2 separate regions of the Homo sapiens genome follow, and region 2 is linked to region 1. Evidence: read pairs that join two places in POLR2A ChIA-PET (ENCODE). Cell type or tissue: MCF 10A. All regions are shown on one strand.

The links. ChIA-PET counts read pairs that join two places held together with the same protein. Peaks named below come from ENCODE experiments on the same cell type or tissue, not always from the same donor. Only the 100,000 strongest peaks of a DNase experiment are listed, where the experiment ranks them.
Region 2: POLR2A ChIA-PET joins it to region 1 with 5 read pairs; 5 of 35 experiments call an interaction of 5 or more read pairs at or near these places.

What each region holds. Positions count from the first base shown.
Region 1 is chr1:101,059,102-101,063,101 of GRCh38, forward strand. The region is part of intron 1 of DPH5-DT (DPH5 divergent transcript); the gene reads left to right. Among named protein-coding and RNA genes, the nearest start is that of DPH5-DT, 35 kb to the left of the region's middle. In MCF 10A, no CTCF peak of the experiment used is centred here; no DNase peak of the experiment used is centred here.
Region 2 is chr1:101,000,455-101,004,454 of GRCh38, forward strand. It overlaps DPH5 (diphthamide biosynthesis 5), which reads right to left. Exons shown (of 8, transcript NM_015958.3): 5 at 1,013-1,133. Among named protein-coding and RNA genes, the nearest start is that of DPH5, 23 kb to the right of the region's middle. In MCF 10A, no CTCF peak of the experiment used is centred here; DNase peaks (open chromatin) are centred at 2,327 and 3,827.

The sequences.
Region 1 (4,000 bases):
TTCCATTGGCACTTGAAAAGAATGGATATTCTGTATTAGTTAGAGTGTTCTATATATGTCAATTAGGCCAAGTTGATTGATAGTGTTGTTTAGGTCATCTACATGCTTAATGATTTTTTTTCATTTACTAGAGAGAAGTGTTAGAATATCGAACTATAACTGTAGGTTTATATATTTTTCTTTCAAGTTCTGTTAGTTTTAGCTTTATGTATTTTTCAGCTCTGTTATTAGATGCATGTACTTTAAGATTGTTATATTTTCTTGATTAATTGACTTCTTTATCATTGTGAAATGTCTCTCTATATCTACTATATCTCTTGTTCTGAAGTCTATTTTAGCTGATAATAATATAGCTACTCTGCCTTTCTTTTGAGTAATATTTACAAGGTATATCTTTTTATATTCTTTTCTTTTTAACCAATCTCTGTCTCTATATTTAAGGTGGATTCCTTGTAAACAGCATATAGTTGGATCCTGCTTTTTCAGAAATCCAGTCTGACATACTTTAAAATTATAGTGTCTAGAGCATTTAGAATTAATATAATTATTGATACCATTTGTTTTATGTCTACCATCTATTTGTTTTATATTTATCTCATCTGGTCTTTCCCTTTTTTCTCTTTTAAAAAACTTATTAATTGGGTATTTAATTTCTACTATTTGACGATTTTTTTTAGTTGCTGATTTATTTTTAGTACATATCTTTAACTTGTCATAGTCGACATTTAAATTATAATACTCCTCCTATCCTTTATGCTCTTATTATGTCACACATTTTAAGGCTATATATGTAGTATCAACCTCATAATACATTATTATTTGCTTTAAACAGACATAAATATCTTTTTAAGAAATTAAAAATGAGAAAAATATTTTTTATATATATTCACATATTTACCATTTCTGTTGCTTGTCATTGTTTGCTGTAGGTCCATATTTCTATCTGGTATCATTCTTCTTTGGCTGCAGAACTTCTTTTTACAGTTGGGTGGGTGTGTGTGCGTGCACGTGCACATGTGTACCCGTGCATGTGTATTTGTGTGTGTGTTCATGTGAACGTGTGTGCTGGACTGCTGGTGATAAATTCTCTTGAAAGAATTCATCTGAAAAAGTCAATGTTTTCCCTATGTATTTGAAAGATATTTTTACTGGGTCAGAATTGTAGGTTGACAGTTTTATTTTGTTCTGTTTCCTTTCAGCACTTTAAAGAGGTCTTTTCATTATCTTCTGGTCTGCATGGCTTCTGATAAGAAATTGGCTGTCGGTTTTGTCTTTGTCCCCCTGAATATAATGTGTCTTTTTTCCTCTGGGCATTTAAGATGTTCTCTTTATCACTGATTTTCAGCAATTTGATTATGATTTGCCTTAGAGTGGTTTTCATTGTTTCTTCTGCTTGGAGTCATTGAGATTCTTGGATATATCTGAAAACTTGATTTACGTATTTTTTTTCTGGTTTACTAGCTGTTTACAGTGAAAGTGCAATGCCCATGGCAGATGTCTTAGTCTGTTTGGGCTGCTATAACAAAATGCCATGAACTGATTGGTTTATAAACAACACAAATGTATTTCTACAGTTCTGAAGGCTGGGAAGTTCACAATCAAAGTGCTAGCAGATTTGGTGTCTGGTGAGGTCTGCTTTCTAATTCATAGATGGTGCCTTCTCACTGTGTCCTTACATAGTGGAAGGCATGAGGCAACTCTCCGGGACTTCTTTTATAAGGACACTAGTTCCATTCATGAGGGCAGAGCCTTCATGATTTAATCTACCTACCAAAGACCCACTTTCTAATACCATAACATGGATGATGAGGTTTCAACATATTAATTTGGGGGAAACATGAACATTCAGATGATAACAGCAGGTAATATTTCATGTGTGGAATCAGAAGTCTTATTTTGTTATTATTGGTAGAAGATGGCTTTTTCACTTATAAGTCATAAACATGTTATTAATTATGTCTTCCAAAATTTTCAGATTTTGTTGTCAAATTTGAGAAAACTTCTCTCATTTTTTCTTGACTTAACCACATACTTTCAGTGCCCGACACCAAAGGACCTGTTCATATACCATGACCACCTCTGGCCCTGCATCTTTGTGTCATGATTCTAGATGAGTCAGTACTCAGGGTGATAGAAGTATTGCTAGAAGCCAGTCTTGAATTTTCTTGGCTAGTTATAATATAACCATATACAAGACTCTGCAGGCCTCATAAGCCTATCCCATTAAATCCAAGCTAAATATATACCTAACTCAATCTCCATTTAGCTGGATCTTTGTTGTTGTTTTTTTTTTTTATCTTAGAAATGGGGTCTCACTCTGTCATCCAGACCAGAGTGCAGTAGCTCAATAATAGCTTAATGTAACCCCAAATCCCTCGGTTCAAGCAATCATCCTGCCCCAGTCTCTCAAGTAGCTAGGACTACAGATGTGTGCCGCTACACCTGGTTAATTTTTTAAATTTTCTTGTAGAGAAGGGGTAACACTATGTTGCCTCGACTGGTCTCAAACTCCTGGCCTCAAGCAGTCCTCCTGCCTAGGCCTCCCAAAGCACTGGGATTACAGGCATGAGCCACCATGCCCAGCCAGGTGGATATTAACATTCATGTAGCCACTCCAACATACCTACCATGAGGAGAAGTAATGGAAAAGACATAATGAAAAGAGACGCTGGTATTAATTGATTGCAGTTAATATATCTTACTGTTACAAATTGTACAAAAGTGTATGATCACTAAATATAATGCTGGTGTTTCTCTCTGGGCCTTGGGAGGGGCTTGTGCAGAGACGCCCTGTCACTTATGTTTCATTCACTTTACACTAATTCTGCTCTGACTTTACCATTGTTGTTTTAAAAGCAGGATCATTCTGTGTCACACACTAGTATAATCTTGGGCTGTAATAGAAATTGTTGTTCAGCACTGAAAACAGGAATGAGGAAACGTGCTGTTAATGTGTCTCTTACTTCAGCTATCTGATTCTGACAAAATCCAAGTCAGTACTCAGTTATATACTGTTTCCCCAGCCTAGTGGAAAAAAAAATTGAGTTTAGTAGAGATTTGGGTTAAAGAAAAGGAAATCCCTTTTGCAGTTTAGAGGTCTTAATGATTGGGGCCGGGCACGGTGGGTCACGCCTGTAATCCCAGCACTTTGGGAAATCGAGGCAGGCAGATCACAAGGTCAGGAGATCGAGACCATCCTCGCTAACACGGTGAAACCCTGTCTCTACTAAAAGTACAAAAAATAGCCAGGTGTGGTGGCGCATGCCTGTACTCCCAGTTACTCGAGAGGCTGAGGCAGGAGAATGGGGTGAACCTGGGAGGCGGAGCTTGCAGTGAGTGGAGATCGCGTTACTGCACTCCCCAAAAAAAAAAAAAAAAAAAAAGAAGAAAAAAAATAGAGGTGTTAATGATTACAAAACAAAAATAAGTTAAGCAAAAATTTTGATTCAAAAGTAGAAAGTGTATATTTCATTTCACTTTTGTACTTAATAAGTGGTATAGTTCTCACTTGTTTGTTGTTTCATTTGTTCCCTCAGTCTGTCACTTATAAATAATGAATATGTAAACTTGATTTTCACAACTTGGTTTGCTGCAATATAGCCCCCCAAAGTAACTGGGCTTTTATTAGTTTTTATTGCAAGTATTCCAGTTTTAACAGCTTTGATAGCAACTATATCTTAATTTTTTCTCTTATAAAAATGCTGAGAATCCCTTTTCATAAACAAGTGTTTTTTTTAAAGATAACTTTATCAACATGGCAACAGTCTCTAAGTTTCAGATGTGGTGCTACTTAGTCCCTTATAAAGAACGAATGGGGTCGGGCGTGGTGGCTCACACCTGTAATCCCAGCACTTTGGGAAGCTGAGGCGGGCAGGTCACAAGGTCAGGAGTTTGAGACCAGCCTGACCAACATGATGAAATCCCATCTCTACTAAAAATACAAAAATTAGCCAGGCGTAGTGGTGTGTGCCTGTAATCCCAGCTACTCAGGAGGCTGAAG
Region 2 (4,000 bases), 59 kb before region 1:
TATGTTTTAAACAACCCAACCATGGTTCTTTACCACAAATAGTCTGAGAAGTACTGCTCTATATAACTCCATGAAGTAGGAGGAATTATTCCTATTTGATAAATATGAAGGCTAAGGAATGTTTACAGTACTCTCTAACTAGTAAGTAGTAGCACTGGGATTTTGTCTTCTGATTCCAAGTAGAAGTATCATTGCAAAGTCATCAAAAATGTCAGTTAGCTGTGTTCTGTTTAGTCACAGATTAAGTCTTTGATACCAGTATTTCTTTCTACAACATATGCTACTAGAATAGGGGCTGATTAGCAAATGTGAATCGGTAAAATTTCAGTGCCTCTGCTAGAAAGAAAACACCATGGCTTTCTGAAACTCAGTACTATTATCTTGGAAAACAAAGACAGTGATCCCAGCTCTTTCCACACTAAAAAGGAAATAGGATTTGGGGAAGAAGGTACAGTGAAATGAGCTATTATTAAAAGGCTATCTGATTCTACCAGTTCTGCCAACAATTGACTAGGTGACATTGGGGAAATAATTCAATATTCTGGGCCTCAACTTCATCTGTAAAACAGGCCTCAATAAGATGATCTCCAGAGTCTCTTTCAGATCTATCATTGTGAATCTGATAGCATCAATACTGCAGTATTCAAAGAACCTCCCTAGGAAGATGCAGGATGGTCCTTGGTAAGGCTTGCTCAGTGCATGTCTATTGGATTGCAGTAAATCCTTGATGGACAAATGAGTAAGATATGGAATACTGGAGAGGATCTACTAGGGCAGGGCATAAGAGGGAGCAGTGTAACTATGGTGTGTATGCAGAAATAGCCATGTGGTACTTGAAGCAGAAGATGCGTGTCTCTCTAAGAGCATGGGAAAGAGTGTGGTCTGCATAGAATGGCTAGACTGTGTCTTTTCTTACCTCTAGCTAATTATCCACAGACCTTAACACAAAATCAAAATGAGAACAGTATGATAGTTCCATATTGTTACTTCAAGGAAATTCCAAAACCCTTACCTAGTAAACATAATGTGTGCATGCCATTTTGTCTGTTCTTCTTCACTTTGTCAAAGAAGCTTTCTGGTCTCCAAGTGTCTGTCCAAAAAACAATAGAAACTGTCTCTCCAAACTTATATAACTAGAAAAAAAAACATTAATTAATGATGGAACAATTAACTACTATTTCATAGATAAGGAGAGAATTTAATCATTTTACAACCAAAATAAAAAGTGAATATCCAACTCGAAATGGGTTGGGGATCAAATCTGTCACCAAAAAAGGTAACAGGAACTTCTCTTTGGTTCATGGTAGCTGGTGTCTTTCTGATGCTAGTAGTAAGTAAGTTTCAGTAATAAGTTTCTAGTATTTCTGCATTCTGTATAGGAACATGTGTAACAATTTCATAATTTAGCTATATAGTTGCTAAAAATACTGAAATGCAAAGAACCCAGGAGAAAAAAAAAAGAGTTCTGAGCAATCAGAGCGGGGTTCACAAGGTTAATATTGTTCTCATTTTACAGATGAGACCATCAAGGCTTAGAAAGAGCAACTGACTTAGCTAGTCACATAGCTAACTAATATAAAAATAAACACTTAAATCTAGCCTGAGGGAATGCTCCCTTCCATCACACTATCTCAAGAAAACAAAGCATATGCTCACTCCTGTCATTGTTCCAAACCTATAGTCCCTTAATTTGGCAAGATTGTATTTGTTCCCTCACTATAGAGTTCAGGGATGAGGGCCTTTTTCCAAACCTTCTCTTTAACCCACAAGTGGCCCACCCAGGTTCACCATCACTACAACCAAGAAGCTGGCTTCTCTGATCCAGACTGGCTGAACTAGCTCACTTAAGTGAGTCCAATTTCAAATCTTATGTGAGAAAATCTACTTTTGAATTCTGGCTCTGCAACTTGTTGGCTGTGTGATATTACTGTAAGATTTTATATCTAAAATAGGAATAGTGATAAAATTCTGTTTTTCCTACTCCTAGGGTTGTGAGGATCATATTACATGTAAAAAGTTATTCAAACTGTGAAACAATAGGTTAATATTAGTTCTTATCTCAGCACTGAGCAAAGGACATTTATTTTCAAAGACAATATAAAACAGAATACTAAAGTTGTATAAAGATTTAATTATTCAATTTAAATAGTACTTGAAATAATTTATAATAGAACTGGTAAGCACTAGACTCACATCTAGTCCTCTGCCACAAATTAACCGTGTGCCTGAAATAGCCATGTGACTTCAGGAAGTCACTTTTCTCAGCCTTGGGTTCTTCAATTAAAAATGCAGAACCTGGTCTGGAGCAAGGATTAGTCATCCTCTGCTTCCAGTAGCCTAAGGCTTTTCAAATCAGTTTCAGAGGCTCAGCAAGATATGAGGGGAAGACAAGCAGGAAGGAAACAGAGAAGGTGGGGCATTCAGGTGTTTCATCCCTAATTCCCTAGAGCAGCAGCTCAACGTTTCTCAGTTTTTACATAATGAGGTCCTATAAACTATAATCAACACTCATAATGGTGACTTTGAGTTCTAAAGGGAAGGTTCATCATGTTCTTCATAGGCCACAGCCTACATCTTACCTACCAACAAGGTTTACTCCCAAAGTCCATTTGAAAGCTGCCTAAAAACATATTATCTCATAGAAGTTATGCTATTCAGTAGCAATCAAATTCACAGGTCAGTGTACAAAGACCCATGTAACTCCAAGTATTGAGTCATGAAACTTCCTGCCACATGTGACAGGTTTCCCTGTGACAATGTATTTCTAGTTCCAATGTGGAATGCCAGGAATATGTTCACTCTGTGCCAAGCTACCAGGATCGGTCCTGGCCCTGCTGAGGGGTTTTGTTATTATTATTGGGTGATGAGAGGCAAACTTAGCCAACAAATACTTATTACAGATCATCTACTATGTACCAGGTATTATGCTAGTCACAGGTTTAAAATGACAGGCAAAACACAGCTCTGGCTCTCATGGATTGTGCAGTCTTGCTCATGTCTCATACAGCAGAGAAAGGCTCTGCAGTCATGGCACTGGTTCTTACTATGATTAATCATGGACAAGTCAAGTAACATTCCCAATCCTTGGGAGGAACCCTTCTACAAAATGGGTATAATAACTGTAAACATAAAAATGTGGTTTTTAAGGGTTAAATGACACAAAGTATGCAGAGTGCCTAGTAGTGCCTTGCACATGGAAAAGTCTTAGTGTTAGGAATTTGATGATATAATAATGATAATGTTTTAATAATGAAGATGTTCTAAAATGCTGTGTCCTGCTTTAATCCAACTGCTTTCCTTATTGGAGTAAGCTCAAAAATATTACTAAATACTTGAAACTACATTTATGATTTCATTCTGACAAGTTCAACTGTTTACATTCTAAAAAGGATTTTTCACATCTCAGATCAAACTATGAAATATTAGTATTATTCCATAAAAAAGCTTCAAGGTAAAACTGTTAAAAAAATTATATATGCAATAATACATACTTTAAATGAGTCTTAAATACTTTAAGAGTCATGGGAATACAGTCATGGAAGGAAATAAGTTCTTCATTCAAAAAGAAAGTGACAGACCACTTAAGAAAGAATTGAGATGCAAGTCACATATAAACACTAAAGCATTTTGTGTAGCAGTGTCTTTGAATTGTCTAATTTGAGAGATTAAAGAAAACCTCACACAAGCACTGCTCTCCAGGACCCTGATTTATAAACTGTAACCACTCCTGTAGCTGTGGTGCAAACTTCTTCAGTGAATCCTGGAACATTATGCAAACAATTTCACCATATGTCAATACCTCAAAGAACAAAAGAACCAGTTCTTTGTGTTTCACAATCGAAGGGCTTACCAGTGAACTATACTAGAGCAAAGTCACACAGTGATGAGAACTGAGATTGCAGAAGCCTAAGTATTGAACCATCCTATAATATTCATATAAGCCTTTGTGCTGTGATCATTTTTCCTCCAAAACATTATTGCTGCAAATCTAAATTTAAAG